2 separate regions of the Mus musculus genome follow, and region 2 is linked to region 1. Evidence: chromatin loops called from intact Hi-C (ENCODE). Cell type or tissue: heart. All regions are shown on one strand. Each heading gives the region's core, and the rest is flanking DNA. Links, peaks and the distances in the headings are about the cores only. Region 1 holds the start of Hnrnpdl (heterogeneous nuclear ribonucleoprotein D-like). Region 2 overlaps Vamp9 (vesicle-associated membrane protein 9).

Evidence for each region. Hi-C counts contacts between places; a loop is a spot of excess contacts. Peaks named below come from ENCODE experiments on the same cell type or tissue, not always from the same donor. Only the 100,000 strongest peaks of a DNase experiment are listed, where the experiment ranks them.
Region 2: a loop joins it to region 1, with 2.5 times the contacts of the local background. A loop is called at or near these places in 8 of 42 quality-filtered maps.

What each region holds. Positions count from the first base shown.
Region 1 is chr5:100,034,741-100,044,514 of GRCm38, reverse strand. Hnrnpdl (heterogeneous nuclear ribonucleoprotein D-like) reads left to right here and starts at 5,293. Exons shown (of 8, transcript NM_016690.4): 1 at 5,293-5,795; 2 at 6,534-6,702; 3 at 6,786-6,947; 4 at 7,299-7,430; 5 at 7,539-7,653; 6 at 7,864-8,034; 7 at 8,320-8,411; 8 at 9,531-9,774. The coding sequence starts at 5,353. The coding sequence ends at 8,390. It overlaps Enoph1 (enolase-phosphatase 1), which reads right to left and starts at 4,521. Exons shown (of 6, transcript NM_026421.3): 1 at 4,213-4,521. The coding sequence starts at 4,296. In heart, for the core only: CTCF peaks have their summits at 1,094, 4,445 and 8,352; DNase peaks (open chromatin) are centred at 4,674, 5,534 and 5,884; H3K4me3 peaks cover 5,259 bases; H3K27ac peaks cover 3,366 bases.
Region 2 is chr5:99,928,276-99,938,049 of GRCm38, reverse strand. All of the region lies in intron 4 of Vamp9 (vesicle-associated membrane protein 9), which reads right to left. Among named protein-coding and RNA genes, the nearest start is that of Vamp9, 27 kb to the right of the region's middle. In heart, for the core only: no CTCF peak of the experiment used is centred there; no DNase peak of the experiment used is centred there.

The sequences.
Region 1 (9,774 bases), core at 569-8,568:
ATCCTGATCCAGGACTATTTCTAACTCAGAAAACAAGACAAAAGAGCTGGTAAGTAAAAACCAGTTTAGGGTGTTGCCTGTAATCCCAGAGAAGCAACAGAGAGATACAGCAAGAGAAATTACCACTGCCCAAACCAGGTTTGCGGAATCACACAGCCAGGACTGTTGACATTGGGTAAACATATAAATACATCTAAGTAATATAAACAAGAAAAAAAAAAGCAAACTGTCTGCCAGTGCAGAGGCTCAGTTCCCCAATCAGAGTCTCTTACAGGGTAAGTGGCTCAGCGGGAGGCCTAAATTGCATGGCCCCACCCAAGTCTCCACATAGCTTCTCTGTCTGACTCTTAGGAGGAAAGCAGAGGGGTGTCTCAACCTTAAATAATTGGCTGCATTTGACTACTTAAGAAATGGAAAATGAGGCTGGGCGTGGTGGCTCACGCCTTTATCCCAGCACTAAAGAGAGACTGAGGCAGGCCCAATCTCTTTTGAGTCTGAGGCCAGCCTGGTGTACATACAGAGCTCAAGGAGAGCCAGGACCACACAGAGACCCTGTCTCAAAACAAAGAAAAAATAAAAAATAAATAAGTAAAAGGAAAGGAAAATAAGTCTTTACAAAGATTACTGACAAATCAAGAGGCCCTTTCAAGGTCAATTTTGACAATGCTTCGCTTTCTCAGTCCACGCTAACCACAGAATATGCAGCAGCCGGCAGTCCCTGTGGTCATCTTACATGGGAAGCTGACTGTCACCTCTGAGCTTGGGGAAAATGCTCTCACTTGACTATTCATTCTGGTCCAAGGGTACTGTCATCAAACAGCAATACAAAGTACGGGTTTTTTACCATATACTTTTATGGTATTTCATAGTGATTAAAAGTATTCCCATAGCAACCGTTCTCAGTCAGCACATACAGTGAGCAAGCAGAACAGACTGGATAAAGGTCAAGAGCACTTGCTGCTCTGGCAGTGGGCCCAGCAGTTCCATTCATGGCGTCCTCTTCTGGCATCCCTACATGGCGCCTTCTTCTGGCATCCATAAGCGCTGCATGCCTATGTGTGTACATACTCAATACACAGAAATAAATGCATTCTATTAAAAATTTTTTAGAGATGGAATAAAATATCCTTTTAAGATTTATTTATTATGTATACAGTGTTCTGCCTGAACAAATGCCTGCAGGCCAGAAGATGGCACCAGATCTCATTACAGATGGCTGTGAGGCACCATGTGGTTGCTGGGATTTGAACTCAGGACCTCTGGAAGAACAGCTAGTCAGCACTCTTAACCTCTGAGCCATCTCTCCAGCCCTGATAAAATACTTTTACAAATGTTAAGTTCAATAGCAGAAATAATAAGAGAGTGTTTTGTGTGTGTGTGTGTGTGTGTGTGTTTTAAGAGAGGACCTCATGTAGCCCAGGCTAGCCTCAAATTTGCTCTGTAGCCCATGATGACCGTGATGACCTTCGACAAAACACTTGGCATTTGCTGGGGACGGAACCTGGAACCTCAGGTATGCTAGCAAAGCCACATCCCCAGCCAAGAGTAAGGGGTTTTGATCATGACAAATTAGGTTCAATCTCAGGCATTTCACACAACTTTTTGGACCGTATTAAATCCATAGTGCATACATCGTCACAGGTTTTGAAGACAGGCTCAACACCTCACAAGTAAACAGCACCCAATGCTTCTGTCTGCCATTCTGGGAAATAAGATCATCTTCAAGTTCACACACCTACTTGACTAATAATAATGCTCAGAGTATTACTCTCAGCTCCGTGCTGAAAGCTGGAGAAGGGCGGGTCTCTGTCATTCTCCTCAAAGAGTTCAAGGATCCTTCAGACACCCTCCTGAGGACTCACAAAGTCCATGTTCCCAGGCGTGCAGCGGCGGCCTTGAGAAGTCGGGCTGGAAAGCTAAACTTGTTCAGACAGCAGCTCCCAAGCATGTCTCATGGACTCTCTGTTCAATTCCCACAAACACCCACAGAACTCGAATTCTTCTGAATGGAACTCATTCTTCCGACCATACTTTTATTTTGACAAATTCATGTGTATGTGTAACAGCAAAATAAAAACATTCTAAGACAGGACCAAGAAACTCATTTATATGTACTTACTTTTCAACTTTATGTTCTGTGGTTTTTGAGACAGCGTCTCTGTAGCCCCAGATGTCCTGGAACTCACTACGTAGACCAGGCTGGCCTCAACTTTACAGAGCTCCACCTGCTCCTGCCTTCTAGTGCTGGGATTAAAAGCTTGTCACATGCTCAGTCCTTAACTTTTTAGCAAGATTTTTAAATTTTTATTTTATACATACTTTGTCTGCACATATATGTCTATGTACTACTTGCGTGCCTGATGCCTATGGAAACCGAAACAGTGCATCTGATCCCCTGGAACTTCAGTTACAGACTGTTGTAAGCCACCATGTGGGTGCTGGGGATTGAACCTGGTACTCTGGAAAAGCCCCCAGTGCTAGTAACTGCTGAGCCACACCTCCAGGTCCTGTATTTACTTATTGTTGAGATAAGTGTGTTGCCCTAGCTGACTTCAACCCTCCTGCCCCAGCTTCCTGGGCAGCACCATGCTTGATTGCTAAAAGCTATCCTTTAAGGGAGATTCCCAAATCATTATTTTGTAGCTAGCCTTGAATGTGTATATAATCTGGTATCAATCTAAGTCACTAGAGCATTTTTATTACAAGGTCCCATGGTGGCGCATGCCTTTAATCCCAGCACTCAGGAGGCAGAAGCAGGCGGATTTCTGAGTCTGGTCTACAGAGTGAGTTCCAGGACAGCCAAGGCTACACAGAGAAACCCTGTCTCGAAAAACAAAACAAAACAACAAAAAAAAGAAGTGGCTCACAGGCATCTGAGGGAAGAGACATTACAGTTTCCATGCTGACTTATATGAGCTTATCTTATTTAACAAATCAACTTTCCAAAAATGGTACATATTTAAGGCCATATCCTGACCGCGGCTGTCATTTAGGTCCCGTGCCCTGCGGACAGCAGACAGAGAGAGAATAGAGCTGGTGACCTACAATCACCTCCCCCCATCACCACACACAAAGCAGTTAATTATGTAACAAGAACAACAAAGTGGACACAATTATCAGCATTTAGGCAGTCTTGAATTTTTCCACTGGTCTCTACTGTAATTAAAATCTTGGCAAAATGGCCAACTAGACTTTTCCAGAACCTTTGCTATGTATCTAAAACACCATAATTCTTATTTAGGAAGAAAGAGAGAAAGAAAGAAAGAAAGAAAGAAAGAAAGAAAGAAAGAAAGAAAGATAGATTGATTTGCCGGATTTGTGGCACATGGGAGTTCGAGGCCAGCCTGAATTATAGAGGTTATTTAAGAGCCTGTCTTAAATAAAATAGCTGTTATATTTGGAGACCTAAAGTTGTGTACAAACATTATGACCTACATCTAGAAAAATCAGACAATTGTAACAAGTAAACAATCAAAATAGACCTTAAAGCAGGCTGCAGTTTACTGGACGATGGGTTTTCCAACTCCCCCCCCTCCATACTACCCTCAACTATTCTATCATAAATATCAGTGCATAAATTGACTACATGGAAGAAAGTCAAGTCCTAAGCCTGTGAAACTGTGTTAACCCGACAGATACTCAAAAGCTTCAAGATACCATGGCTTTCTAAGAAAAATGAATGGAATTTTAGGTGTGTTCTTATAGTCTCAAAACCAGCGCAAGTGAGATGGTGCGAAAATCAATTGCTATTGCCCAAGATACCAGAGCCACTAGAAATCCTTTCACTTTAGTCTTTGCATTGGGAAGGCCTAAACCTCAAGGACCACTAAGTCAAGGCCACCACCTCTGCGGGCCGCAACCTTCAGCACATGGGGGACGCTCATCCACCGGGCGACACACCTACCTGCCAGGCCGTGGGAGCTCCAATCACCCCAACTCCTCCCAGCTGACCTGCCCCTCCCCAAGCCGTTGCTGAGACCATCTCCACTTCTTCCTATCCTTCTCCACCTAACCGAAAGCAAGGACAGGGGAGAAGATGGTGGCGCGAGGAAAAGCACCCCCGCAAACCGCCGCAGCTTCTCTTCCCCATTCCAGAGACATAAAGCCACACCGCCTCTCCTGAGCCTCCCAGGCAAAATCTCCAACACTTAAAATTTCCCTTTCAGATGCTTTTAGGCACAAGTAACTTCCCCGCTCCCTTCCGCCCCTCACCTTCACGAAAGCAATCGGGGTTGTGGTACCTTCGATATCTAACAGGATTACGGTGACTTCGGCGGGCACGGAAACCACGACCATTTCCCTGCCGGATGCTACCACGGGCTCGGCCTTGGTTAAGGAGGGCAACACCGCCTGCGCGTCTTGAGCTCCCGAGGGCCCAGCAACAACCGAGGCGCTGGCGACAGCGAACGACCAGGGGCTCAGAGACAGAGCTGGGACCCGCAGTTGCAGAGGAAGCCGCCTAGGGTACTACACCCGACGAGCAGGCGAGCCGCGCAGGCCCGGACCACGTGGGCAGCCGGAGGGGCGGGGCTCCGGGATTCAAAGGGGGGGGGTGGAGGAAACAAGGAGCGCGTGCCTATTGGCCGCCGGCGAGCCGCGAACCCGTCGGTCAAAATAGGCCTCGCGTGGGCGGGAACAAAGAAGCGAGCACCCAAGCCTGGAGCCTGGAGCCCGAGCGCGGGCACCAGCCCTCCGCAGCCTGCTGGAGCCTGCGCGGGAGGCCCGGGGCTCGTGCAGACGGGAGTCCCTTGAGTGGCGCGCCCGGGACGTGAGTGCCCCTTGTCTTCCCCGGCACCTGACCCCTTCCCCGCCCACCGCGTGCACCTTGGCACAGCTTCAGTCATCCGAGCAGGCCCCGCCCTCCGCCGCGGCCTCAGCCAGCCTCGGAGAACGAACGCACGGAACCCGGGCTGCAGAGAGAGATCCTGCAGCCACGGCCCCTGAGCCGACACCGCCCCGAGGCGACGGCGGAAAAGCCGTCCCCGCCAGGACGGAGGCGGTCATCGCGCACAGGCTTTCTGCTCGGCTGGTTGCAGCCGGCGCGAGGACAAAACACGCGTGCGCCGGGAGGGCGGGCGAGCGAGCGGGCGGACGGGCGCGCTGCAGCTTCAGCAAGCGGCGCGGGGTGCACGCCGCCCTTTTGCCGGAGTGGCCGCCGCTGCAGCAGCAGCAGCAGCTCTGCACTAGGGGACTGAGGGCGCAGCAAGGGACTGAGCCGAACTGGACGCGCGACGCCAACGGCTCTCAAGGCAAGAGGGACTGTGGCCCTGCCACGGCGCCGCTCGCGATTCCCGGTCCCGCACGGCTGACTCTCCCCGCGGCGCGACCTCGCTCCTCATCCGGAGCGCGGCGATGGAGGTCCCGCCCCGGCTCTCCCATGTGCCGCCGCCATTGTTCCCCTCCGCTCCCGCTACTTTAGCCTCCCGCGGCCTCTCCCATTGGCGGCCACGGGCTCCCCGGCAGCTCGCCCCGCTCCTCCCTTCGCTCGCTTCCAGCGCCTCCCGCCAGGGGGCGCGCCGGAGCCCGCGCCACGTCACCGCCCAGCAGCCCTCCCGATTGGCGGGCGGGGCGGCTATAAAGGGAGGGCGCAGGCGGCGGCCGGATCTCTTCCGCCGCCATTTTAAATCTAGCTCCATACAACGCTCCGCCGCCGCTGCCGCCGGGACCCGGACTGCGCGCCAGCACCCCCTCGCCGACGGCTCCGCCACCATGGAGGACATGAATGAGTACAGCAACATAGAGGAGTTCGCAGAGGGATCCAAGATCAACGCGAGCAAGAACCAGCAGGATGACGGGTACCGCACGCTCCGCTCCTCCCCTCCCCCAGAGCCCCGCGCGCGCCCTTCGTCCCTCCGGAGCCGCGCGCGCTGCCCCCAGTCTTTCCCCGAGTCGATTCTCCGCGTGCCCGCTGGACCCCAGTAGCCTTCCCCACTAGTGGAAAGTAAGATGGGGTGACTCGAGAGGCCCGCCGCGGGTGGGGGAAGGGAGGAGGGGTTGGGGAAGGAGAGAGGCGCCGTCGGTGTCCCGAGTGCGCAGGCGCCGCGTGGGGCCCGGGAGGGGGGAGGGGCCGGGTTCTGTGCGCCACTTGCTGCAGCTGCTGCTGCCGCTGCCGCCTCTTCATTGTGTGTGTTGGCCGCTCGCGAATTTTCCTGGGTTAGGTTTGGGAAACTTTTGGTTGGGGCACCAGTAGACGACTGGCACTAAAAGTTTCCTAGGTAGCAAAGTTGGCTTTAAGGCTGTGGGCAAGAGTCTACGTAAGTTGCGGGGGAATCGGTGTAAAAGTTGTGCTCTGCAATCCAAAGCAAGCAGGGCAGGACATCTACCAGATTCTAATGGCTTTTTTTTTTTTTCTAAGTTTTGAGTTCGCGTGGTACAAAGCAACGTGCCAGCTGGCTTGAACAAGTGGTTAAGATTTTTGTGGTCTAATGTTAGTGTTTGTAGTCAAAACAGATTGCGTCTGGAGAGTAAGTTGCCCTGTATTTAATCACTAAGTTACTGTTAAGCTTATTTTTCTTAAATAACTTTATTTCTAGTAAAATGTTTATTGGAGGCTTGAGCTGGGATACAAGCAAGAAAGATCTGACTGAATATTTGTCTCGATTTGGGGAAGTGGTAGACTGCACAATTAAAACAGACCCAGTCACGGGAAGATCAAGAGGATTTGGATTTGTGCTTTTCAAAGATGCTGCTAGTGTGGATAAGGTAGGGCTGTGTTTTGCATTGAGTCTACTGCGTTGCTTGCAAGTTGCTCTAGGCTTTTAAGTCCAAACTGCCTTGTCTTCCAGGTTTTGGAACTGAAAGAACACAAACTGGATGGCAAATTGATAGACCCCAAAAGGGCCAAAGCTTTAAAGGGGAAAGAACCCCCTAAAAAGGTCTTTGTGGGTGGATTGAGCCCAGATACTTCAGAAGAACAAATTAAAGAATATTTTGGAGCCTTTGGAGAGGTGGGCTGTGTTTGTGTATGTATGTGTGTCTGTGCTCGTGTTTGGTCAAGTCTGGGGGGGTTCATTAATATTTCACCGGATGGGACTGAATTCTCTTGCTTCGTCTTCACTGCTGCTTTCTATGTTGTAGTGGAAACCAGTATCTAATCTTACTTAGCCAAAGCCCCAAAGGTGTAAAGTGTTTCACCAATTGGTGGCCTCTGGGGTGTAAGGTACTATAAAAAGATAAAACACAACTTTTTAGAACATGGTGGTCAGTAGATGTGTCTGGTGTTTGTGAAGAGCCTGTGGCATTATATAATCTTTATTAACTGGTGGGTTTGTTTGTTTTGTCTGTGCACCTGATTTCAGATAGAAAATATTGAGCTTCCCATGGATACAAAAACAAATGAAAGAAGAGGATTCTGTTTTATCACATACACAGACGAAGAGCCAGTAAAGAAACTGTTAGAAAGCAGATACCATCAAATAGGTTCTGGGAAGGTAAATCCCTTAACAACTTAGAGGATTGTGTGTGTGAAGTCAGTGTGAAGAGAAACTTGTTCTATGTTCAGAACTTGGAACATCTGCAAATTTTCTGTTTATTTACAGTGCGAAATCAAAGTTGCGCAACCCAAAGAGGTGTACAGGCAGCAGCAGCAACAACAGAAAGGAGGCAGAGGGGCTGCAGCCGGCGGAAGAGGAGGTGCTAGGGGGCGTGGAAGAGGTGAGACCTCCTTGGGCGAGTGAGCGGTACACTGAAGCAGTGAGCTGCTAGGGACCTGACCTGTAGGGAAACACAGCTAGAGTGAAACTAAAGAGCTGACTTGGGGGGGGGGGGTTGAAGCCACAGTGTAGGGGACAGGAATGGATCAGCTTGTGGTAGGATTGGGACAGTCCCAAGTTGTTTCCTAACCTTCGTTGTGCATTGTTTCAGGTCAGGGCCAAAACTGGAACCAAGGATTTAATAACTATTATGATCAAGGATATGGAAATTATAATAGTGCCTATGGTGGTGATCAGAACTATAGTGGCTATGGCGGCTATGATTATACTGGGTATAACTATGGGAACTATGGATATGGACAGGGATATGCAGACTACAGCGGTAAGAACACTTAACTCAATTGTGAAGTACTTTCCCATTCTGAACTTGTGTGTATGGGCTTACTGTTGAGATGTTTGGAGTAGTCATGTTGTATAGTCATAGGAAAGTAAGACGGTGGTTATTTTAAAATATAATTAACAGCTATTGGCTATTACTGACTGTTAAGATGGCTTGATGTTTTGATGTTCAGCATGCATAGTTTCTTATAGGGTAGATTTTTTTTTCTGTTTAGAAAAACGGTTTTCTTAGGAAACTTTGTTAGTGAAACTCATATCCTTTCCACAGGTCAGCAGAGCACTTACGGCAAGGCGTCCCGAGGGGGCGGCAATCACCAGAACAATTACCAGCCCTACTAAAGGAGGACGCTGGGAGAGCAGGTGTGTGAGATGCAGGAAAGCATTGCACTGGCTAATTTAACTTAAAGATCAATAGACAAATGAAAAACACGAGTAAATGATATGTTGTGTAGTCCTTGCTAAAGTGTTACTGTTTAATTGCTTTATGAGCCTGTTTTGCCTAAAGTGTCTATAGATCTTTAACTTTAAAGTTTTACCTCACCTTTTTTAGAACTACAGAAAAACTTAAGAGTTTTTCTGTTTGCTTTGTGTACCAGGAGGTGTAGAGGAGTAATTAAACTTTTTTAGAAGTGTTAACAGGTAAAGTACTGAAATGGGTACAACTTAAGGAAAAGAAGAATGTTGTCTTCTAACTCTGACATTATACCTTGTTTGTACCCGCCAGCGGGAACTTCATTGCAGGCCGTGTGTCACCCTGACCACGTCTATCTCTGGGGGTCGCACGTTGCGGGCAGAGCGCAAGGCATACACCAGAAAACGCTGTCCTGTGGTATGGTCTCTTCCAACTTCATGTACCAGCGTAAAGATTAAAGTGGAAAACTTCAGACTTTGGCTTCTTTTTTAATCTTTTTGGAGATTAAGTGTCTAAACTTAACTTAAATGGTTTTTTACAGGAGTTAAAGTGCATAAATGCCTTTTTACAGCTTAATCATTTTGGTCTTCTGTTTAGTGTTGTATTTCAATTGTGGAGCCTCATTTTAAGTGTTCATTCTTTAAGATTTAATGCTTGCTTTTTCTTTTTATAGCTAATAGTGAAATCTACAAACCAAAACAAGAACTTTTAAATCTGGGATATAAGTTAAAGATCATATGCACAAAGTAATTGGCTACCGTGTTACCATTATAAACCTACCTGGAATTTGTGTTGGTAGCATCCAGTTGGCTTACTAGGGATGCTTCTGTTCTGGTTGGCCCTCACTTGCTAGATGCAGATCAGGGAAGATTGCATTCCCGTGTTCTAAATTCAGTCCATCCTGTGTCATTTGGAACTCGAGTGAGTTTCAGTGCCCAAACTGTACTTTGCTGATGAACATGCGTGTGATCTTTAATTGAAGTGAGGACTTAAGCAGTCCATGAAAGTGGACCTTTGCACACTTGTGGGGCTGCACACATCTAATGGGTGTTTCGTTTTTGTTTTAGGAGGTGTAAAGAAACCATCTTACAGGACGACATTGAAGATTGCTTGATCTTCTGTTGACCTAAGATGATTATTTTGTAAAAGACTTTGTAGTGTACATGACACAATTGTGTCCAACTGTATATAGCTGCCAATTAGTTCCTCTGTTTTACTTTGTCCTTTGCTACCTGTGTTATGATGACTCAATGTGGATTTGTGTTCATACAAATTTTTATTTGTGTGGTTTCATGTTAAACCTCAAATAAA
Region 2 (9,774 bases), core at 1,195-9,194, 110 kb after region 1:
TATACAGAGAAACCCTGTCTTGAAAAAAACCAAAACCAAACCAAACCAAACCAAATCAAAAACCCCCTGTCTTAGTCAGGGTTTCTAATCCTGCACAAACATCATGACCAAGAAGCAAGTTGAGGAGGAAAGGGTTTATTTGGCTTACACTTCCATGCTGCTGTTCATCACCAAAGGAAGTCAGGACTGGAACTCAAGCAGGTCAGGGAGCAGGAGCTGATGCAGAGGCCATAGAGGGATGTTCTTTACTGGCTTGCCTCCCCTGGCTTGCTCAGCCTGCTTTCTTATAGAACCCAGGACTACCAGCCCAGAGATGGTCCCACCCACAAGGGGCCTTTCCCCCTTGATCACTAATTGAGAAAATGCCTTACAGTTGGATCTCATGGAGGCATTTCCTCAACTGAAGCTCCTTTCTCTGTGATAACTCCAGCTGTGTCAAGTTGACACAAAACTAGCCAGTACAATTGACCCCTTGTCAACTTGACACACAAAAACATCACTAGTAAGCCTCAACCCTTACAATCTTATTCATCCCCAAGATCTAAATAACTTTAAAAGTCCCACAGTCTTTACATATTCTTAAAATTTCAATCTCTTTAAAATATCCATCTCTTTTAAAATCCAAAGTCTTTTTACAATTAAAAGTCTATTAACTGTGGGCTCCACTAAAACAGTTTCTTCCTTCAAGAGGGAAAATATCAGGGTACAGTCACAATCAAAAGCAAAAGTCAATCTCCAACCGTCCAATGTCTGGGATCCAACTCACGATCTTCTGGGCTTCTCCAAGGGCTTGGGTCACTTCTCCAGCCAGGCCCTTTGTAGCACATGCGTCATCCTCTAGGCTCCAGATGCCTGTACTCCACTGCTGCTGCTGCTCTTGGTGGTCATCTCATGGTACTGGCATCTCCAAAACACTGCATGACCCCTTCAGTCCTGGGCCTTCAATTGCAACTGAGGCTGCACCTTCACCAATGGCCTTCCATGGCCTCTCACAGTGCTGAGCCTCAGCTGCTTTGCATGACCCCTTCATGCCTTCAAAACCAGTACCATCTGGGTGACCCTTACATATTACCAAGTCCCACTGCAGCAGGAGTACAACCTTGGCTATCTCTGGAACACAGCCTCTTTGTGCTTTCAGAAAACACTTCCCAGAAGATGCCACCTCAACGATGCTGGTCTCTTCTTAATCACCGCTAATTTCTTAGCTCCAGCTAACCAGCATCAATAGTCCCAGTAATGCAAAGTTTTTGCTTTGGTAGTTCTGGTATCTTGTTAATCACAGCTGATTCTTCAGCCCCAGCTAACCAGAACTACAGAATCTTCACAATCAAAACAGCAATGGCCCTGAAAAGAGTCTTTAATTTTCCCTCTGAAATTTCACAAACCAGACCTCCATCTTCTGCAGTGTTCTTAACATTATCTTCCAAGCTCCTACACAACATCCGACAGAGCTCTTAACAACGGATGGATCTTCAAGCCCAAAGTTTCAAAGTCCTTCCACAGTCCTCCCCAAAACATGGTCAGGTTATCACAGGAATACCCCACTCTGCTGGTACCAATTTGTCTTAGTCAGGGTTTCTATTCCTGCACAAACATCATGACCAAGAAGCAAGTTGAGGAGGAAAGGGCTTATTTGGCTTACACTTCCATACTGCTGTTCATCACCAAAGGAAGTCAGGACTGGAACTCAAGCAGGTCAGGAAGCAGGAGCCGATGCAGAGGCCATGGAGGGATGTTCTTTACTGGCTTGCTTCCCCTGGCTTGCTCAGCCTGCTCTCTTATAGAACCAAGACTACCAGCCCAGAGATGGTCCCACCCACAAGGGGCCTTTCCCCCTTGATCACTAATTGAGAAAATGCCTTACAGTTGGATCTCATGGAGGCATTTCCTCAACTGAAGCTCCTTTCTCTGTGATAACTCCAGCCTGGGTCAAGTTGACACAAAACTAGCCAGTACACCCCCCAAACCCAAAAAACAACCCAAAAAAGCAAAACCCAAAAACCAACCTATCAGCTATACCAAAGATTATGGTAATTATGCTTTCTTTTTTTTTTTTTTCTTTTCTAAGGACTTTGGGATTCCCTTTATGAGTTCAATGACACACTGGTCATCCAGGAGCGTCAGTGTCCATGCCTTCCTGTTGTTTCTGTAGACTCTCTCATTACTGATTCTAGCTGATTACACTGTGATCTGGAAAATGGTGTGCTTCAGAGAAGGTTTCAGTGTTCAGTGTGTGCTCTGTTTGTTGGGTGGAAATTTCTGTACATTTCTATTAACACTATTGCTCTATGGTGCAACTCAACCTGCGGTTTCTTTGCCAATGTTTAGGTTGGAGGACCTATCTAGAGATAAAAGTGGTAACAGAGCCATTATTATATCTATTAGTATCTGCTTTATAAAACCGGGACTCCCAACATTTATGCACATATAATTGTTGTATCATCTGATGACGAATCGACCTCCTTATTAAATGCAGTGGTCCTATTTCTCCTGCTTAATTTTAGGCTGAAGTCTGCTTTATCAGAACAGCTATGCCAGCTTGTTTTACATTTCCAACTGTCTGGCAGATTGTTTTCTACCCATTGCCTCTCAGCTGTGAGTGTCTTTCCCAGTGAGGTATATTTCCTGGAGATAACAAAGAGTTGGATATGTTTTTTAAATCTTTCAGGCAATGTAAGCAGAAGCAATTTACATGGAAGGTTATTACTGAGAGATTTTTTTTTTTTTTTTTTTTTTGGTTTTTCGAGACAGGGTTTCTCTGTGTAGCCCTGGCTGTCCTGGAACTCACTTTGTAGACCAGGCTGGCCTCGAACTCAGAAATCCGCCTGCCTCTGCCTCCTAAGTGCTGGGATTAAAGGTGTGCGCCACCACACCCAGCTCAAAAAAACCCAATTTTATTAGATTTTTAAAAAAAGATTTATTTATTTATTATATGTTAGTACACTGTAGCTGTCCTCAGATACTCCAGAAGAGGGCATCAGATTTTGTTACAGATGGTTGTGAGCCACCATGTGGTTGCTGGGATTTGAACTTGGGACCTTCGGAAGAGCAGTTGGCACTCTTAACCACTGAGCCATCTCGCCAGCCCTTATTAGACTTTTTTTTTACTGTGTATGGATGCCCACACATGCACAGCACTGCACACATGTGGAGATCAGGGTAATATTGGCAGGAGTCCGTTCTCTCTACCATGCAGGTACTGGGAATGCGACTCAGGCTTGGCAGCCCTTTACTCGATAAGTCATCTTGCCAGCCCTGGTCTGAGTTCTTGATTGTACTCAGAGCTCCTGGAATGTTATAGTTATTTATTTGTTTATTTATTTTTCTTACTGGTGTTCAAATGTAGTCCATCACCTTGCTCCTCCATCCTGAGTATATAGGGGATGCTTCTGCCACTGTGTTTATTTAATTCACTGAGTTTTTCATTTCTAAAATTTCTGTTTTTCCCTCAAAATGTGAATTTTCTTGCTCAGTTTTATTTCATGCTACTCTCCTGTCACTGTACAGCGCTTCCCTCTGTGGTGCTGACTGTCTGTCCTCTCCAGGCCTGGGCGTGGCTCGTCTGCTTGCTGTGGTCATTTACCACTTGTTTTAAAGCGGATGTGCTTGAACTCTCCATCCGGCAGTTCGCTCACCCCAGTGCCTTTGCACGTGGCACATGAAGATCTACCCAGGGTCTCTAGGATCTTTGCCTTGCCTTCTATGTTCTTATTGCATTCATTGTTCTGAATAGTTTTAGCTTCTTTTTCGGTTGCTACGATAGAATACTACATCAAGAGCAACTTCAGGAAGGAAAGTGTTATTGAGATGCTGTTTGTCATGGGGAGACTTAAAGGTGTAGGAGCTTGAAGTAGCAGCTGGTCAAATAATCGATCAGTAGAGAGCATGCCAGTGCTCAGTCCACTGTTTCCATTTCATACAGTCCAGGGTCCCCTCCCCAGGGAATGGTCTCACCGGAAAGCAAGCTGGGTCTTCCTCATTAGTGATCTAATCAAGATCGTCCCCCAGGCATGTCCAGGGGCCCATCTCCCAGGTGACTCCAGAATTTGTCAGGCTGACAACATTTCCTCTCCTTCTGAAGCTCAGCCAGCAGCACTCCTGTGAGCAGTGAGTCATTCCACAGAAGCCATAGAGACGTGCTTGGAATCAGTTACAGTGCCTGAGTATGGGAGCACAGAACGGCCGGTGGACAAACGGAAACTGAAGCTAGACATTCTCTAGAGTAAGCATGAAGTAGCAAAGAGACGAGAGAGGGGAAGGAGAAACGGAGAAGCAGTAAAGCTATGTGAGTGAGAGGAGGAGGGAGGGATGTGGGAAATACTGTATGGAGAGAAAGGAAAATGAGATAGGAAGAAGAGAAAAAGGAAACATAAGTAAAATTCTCAATAATAAAAACATTCAAAAATAAAATTAGACACCTGGAAGAAGTGAAATAAGAGATTAACAATGATAGAGTAAAATCTAGCAAAGTTAACATATGACTAAGTGTGTGTGTGTGTGTGTGTGTGTGTGTGTAGTGGGGCAGGGACAGGAGGGGACACACGGGACAAAAGCAAATAAAAACCAAATAAAATATAAATGTTTTTCCCCAAAAAGAATATGCACAAACAAAATTAGATGAATATACAGAGGGGAATAACTAATGAATGTATAAAAATAAAATCTACAAAGATGTTCAACATTCTTAGTCATCAGACAATGAAAATGAAATCTACTTTGAGATTTGATCTTATGCCAGTCAGAATGGCTAAGATCAATAAAACACATGACATTTCATGCTGATGACGGTGTGGAGTAAGAGACACACTCATTCACTGCTGGTGGGAGGGGAAAGTTGTTCAGCCACTATGGAAATCAGTGTGGAGGTTCCTCAGGAAGCCGCAGATAATCGAGTTACCGTGAGATCCAGCCGTGATGTTCCTGGGCACATACCCAAAGGAGTCTGGATTTTACAACAGAAACACTTGCTCAACTAGGTTCACTGCTGATCTATTCATGATAGCCAGGAACCAGAAACAATCTAGATGTCCCTCAGTAGGGTAAATGGATAAAGGGTACATCTTATATAATGGAATATTGCTTAGTGGTTAAAAATGAAATAATGAAATTTGCAGGTAAATGGATGTAGCTAGAAAAAACCATCATCTGTGAGATAATCCAGACTCAGAAAGACAATTGTGTGTATGTATGTATTCACTTATATATTAAGGTTAGCTGTAACGTCTTCAGTGAGCAGGGTGTAGTCCATGGAAGCACAGAGATTAGTTATAGAGTAAGGACAGATAAGTCTCCCTAGGAAGGGGAAATAGTCTAGATAATTACAGATGGACAGGGGGACCTGGCCAGAGAGGATCAAATGGTACAGGGAGTGTGATATGGGGATGGAGGGGCAGCTAAAACTAAAGGGCATTTGAGGGCTTGTATGCAAACCTAGTACTGAAGAATCTTCTTAAAATACATAGATGGAAGAAGTCAGTTGGGGTCGCTCATGCTTTACCTGGGGAGGGGTGCCTCTCAAGTGCATTGGGAATGTGGAAAGCAAGCAAAACACTACAGTAGCAGAGAACCTACCTGCCTGCTCTCAAGACCTTGTGAGTATTCTCACGCTGTTGGTGGGATGCAGCAGTAGGTATCACACACACCCTGGCCCTTTGGAACTGCGGGGCTCTGCAGCAGTAAATGGCAGATGGATGGTTCCAGCACATGCTCTGGCCCAGAAATATCAAATTTCAGGGTAATTTCTATGTGATGAGATCTGCTCCTGGTCATGAGACCTAGCCTCCTGCTACCTGTGCTCTCTGTCAGTCAGTGCTTAGCCCTCCTCTTCCCCACAGCTGCCTCTATGGGCCTCCCCGTCATGTAGAGGATGTCGAGGGTCGAGCTGAGGTGCCTCATCTTGTGCTTGTCCTAGGCCCTCATGGAAGCTCACTTTAAACAATCGATTTGCTCACAAGGTGTCCCACAGACGCTGTTTCATGAAGCACACAGTGTGACCAAGTGGGAATGCTCTGCTGCTAACTCCTGCCAGGGTTCTGCCTGCCTCTACAGCCCACAGCTGGAACAAAGGCTGGTGAGGCCGTGGGCTCTCATGACCACCAGTCTTACCCAGCTTACCTTCTCTGTGTCCTGTATTTTCTGTTCCTTTCTGGTATCTCCGACTTCCTTTTTGGATTTTTGTTCTTTATAACTTTCTTTGGGCTGAAGCCCATCTTTCCCCATTTGGACTCTCCTCTCCACTGGCTCACACAGAACCAGTCTCTAGTCTGCCATGTGACGAGGGAGTCCTTACATGGCTCTCCTGTGGCTAGATAGCTCACATGTGAACAACAGCACCCTGTTTGGATGTTCCATGGAGTGTTTTTCCAGTCGTCTGCTGAAGGGCATCTTGTTTCCAATGTATGCAATCATAAAGAGAACTGTCAGAAACATCCACATATAGGTTTTGGTGTAGTGATACTTTCAAGTTATTTGGTAAAATGTCAGGAAGAGTTGTTTATTTTTTTAAATTATACTTATTGATTAGTTTCTTAGGGAGAGCATGCTGCGAAAGCACGAGCGTGGAAGTCAGGAGAGAACTTCCAGGGTCGATCTCTCCTCTGGGGTGGAAAGCCCGGGGAATGGAACTCAGGTGCTCAGGCTTGGGGGCGGCTGTCTTTTATCTGCTGAGCCACCTCACTAGCTTCAAGGCTAAGATGTCTCTTCACTCACGTGCATGTGTATTCTGTGACTGTATGAGGTTGGTGTGCAGGAGTGCCTGGAGACCAAAGGGCGGCTTTGGATCTCCTGGAGTGGAGTTACAGGTGTTCCGAGTCACCCAATGTGGACACCGGGAATTGAACTCAGATCTCTGGAAGAGCAGCTAGTGCCCCTAACCACTGAGCCATCTCTCCAGGCCTTGAATGTTTAGTTTTTTTAAGGAACAGCCAAACTTTGTATCCACATGGCTGTACTTGCATTCCACCAGCCTGCTTCCATTGCTCCACATCTTTGCTGGCATTTGGTGATGTCAATATTTAAAAGTTCTTTTAGTAATTGTCTAGTAGTGTTTCCTTTGTAGTTTGCAACTTATTAATGAAGTATGGGCTGCAGAGTAGAAGGCTTCCATGGCGTCACGTTTTTTGTTCAGGTGACTGCTGAATATTTTCTGCTCATCTTCATTTAGTTGCTTCTTATTGCTAAGAGCTCTTTTTATATTTTGAAGATACATCTATTATTATTTTATTTTAAATATTTGTTTATATTATTTTATGAGTATGCACATTTTGCGTATTTTGGCTGTATGTGTACCATACAAATGCCTAGTGTCCATGGAGATGAGAAGAGTGTGCAGGATCCTTTGGAACCAGAGTTACTGACAGTTGTAAGCCACTATGTGGTGGTGGGAACTGAACCCAAGTCCTCTGCATAAGCCACCTCTGAGCTACCTCTCCAGCTGCCTTAAAACATTTATGTGTATGTGTGTGCCTGCAGATTATGTGCAAGTGTGTGCATGCCCGTGTGGGGAGCAGGGGAGGCCTTGAGAGAATGTGTAAGGTGCAGAGGAAGCATCAGACCCCAGGGAACCAGCAAAGCCTTCCTCTGGTCCAAGTGTGAGTATTTACAGGAGGTGGACCACTGTGTAAATACTGCAGCTTCCTCTTCCTTATGTTTACAGCCTAACACAGCCCCCTACAGACACCTCCTCCTGAGATTAGCCATCTCTTCCTCTTCCTCCACCTCCTCCTCCTTGTAACCTCACTGAGGTTCTGGGCTGTGTTTAGTTAGTGGCACTCCATCCAGAGAGTATGGCCCACCTGATCCCAGCTTTTCTGTAAGCCCATCTGTGTGTCTGTCCTTTCTTCTTTCCTTCATCCTCCAGTCAGGTTTCCAAAGCCAAGCTGATACATCACTTGTGGAGGCCAGAAGGGGGTGTTGGCTCCTCCGGAGCTGTGGTTATAAACATGTCTACTTACTAGGTTTTGTTCTTTTGTTTTTAAAAAGATTTGTTTATTTATTGTATGTATGTAAGTACACTGTCGCTGTCTTCAGACACACCAGAAGAGGGCATCAGGTCTCACTACAGATGGTTGTGAGCCACCATGTAGTTGCTGGGAATTGAACTAAGGACTCTGGAAGAGCGGTCAGTGCTCTTACCTGCTGAGCCATCTCACCAGCCTCATTTTTTTTTAAATACAGAGTTTCTCTCTGCGTAATTGCTAAATTTCTTTCATTTAAAAATTTTGTATAGGATTTTTTATACTTTGTTAAATTTTATAAAAGCATTTAAATTTTGGGTGCAAATGTAAGTGATGTTGTTCTTAAATTTAACTCCACTTGCTTGTTTCTAGCTGACTTTTTAGTGTTTTGTAACCTTGCTATAAATGCTTTTAGGTCCAAGGATATTTTGGCTAATTCTTTTTGATTTCTTGCACAATCATGTAACCTGCAAACAAAGATGCAAAAATTTTAGCTCTCCCTCCCAGTTTGCATGTCTCCTGTTTTCTTCCCTGCCCCTTGCACTGGCTATGCCCCCCACCCCGTCCCTGCTCCAGTGTTGGGAAGCAGAGGTGAGTGGGGCACTGGACAGGGCAGCTACGTGAGAACAACTTATTAAAAAGATGAGATCAAATGCCCACAAGACAAAACGATAATACCTTTTGTATGAAGGTGGAGTTGAGAGTGAAGTTGAGGGTGGCAGAGGCTGATGAGAGAGGAATTATGGGATGGGGTGGGGGAGGAATATAATCAAAAGACACTGAATTCATGTATGGAACTGTTCAAAGAACTGACAAACATATTAAAATGAGCAGAGGAGATCTTTTAAAGGGTGACTTGAGAGCATAAAAATAAGGGTCTGGCCATTCAAAAGCTGAAATAAAAGTTTTTTTTTTCTTTTTTAAATATATATTTTGTAGTTTCAGCAGTGCACACATGTGACCAAACTCGTCTCACCTCTGCTGCACCTCCCGGAGCTGCTGCTGTGCTTCAGCCTGAGAGGGCAGGCTTTACAGTTTTACTCTCTATAAGACATAGTCTCGTTTCCCAGAAAACAGAACCACGGCACCATTGTCATTTACCTAATATCTCCGTTTCAGACAAACGTCTCAAAAGCGAGCCATGGTTCTTCTCCTGTGATGCCAGCGTCCACAGGTGCATGTTGGATTGGATGGACGCATCTCTTCAGCTTCATTTAGTCTATGGGTTCTTTTCTATGCTGTGCTACCTGTCATGGCTATCCTATCTTACCTTTGTTACCCACACTTAAATGTATTTAACTGAGCATGTCAACCGCTCTGTTTCCAGGGAATTAGAAATGGATGTGGAACTGCTTCAGGGTCAGGCTTGGTGTTTCCGAGAGTGTTCAGATGTGTGCTGTGCGCTTCTGTCCTATCAGAATGGTGATATTCCCTCCCTCCTCGCTCCCCAGGCTGGCCTCTGCCTCCAGAGTGCTGGGATTAAAGGCCCGCACCAATCATTCCAGGCTGATGGTCTCTTCTTCTTCTTCTTCTTTTTTAAAGACAGGGTTTCTCTGTGTAGCCCTGGCTGTCCTGGAACTCACTCTGTAGACCAGGTTGGTCTCAAACTCAGAAATCCGTCTGCCTCTGCCTCCCAAGTGCTGGGATCAAAGGCGTGCGCCACCACGCCAGCTGATGGTCTCTTCTTTAAACTTAGGAAGGACCACCGAGACATCTGCTTTGGCAGCACACACTAAACTGGAATGATACGGAGATCAGCATTTCCCCCTGAGCAATGGTGACAAAGACATTTGTGATCTGTTCCAAGTAAAAGAAATGG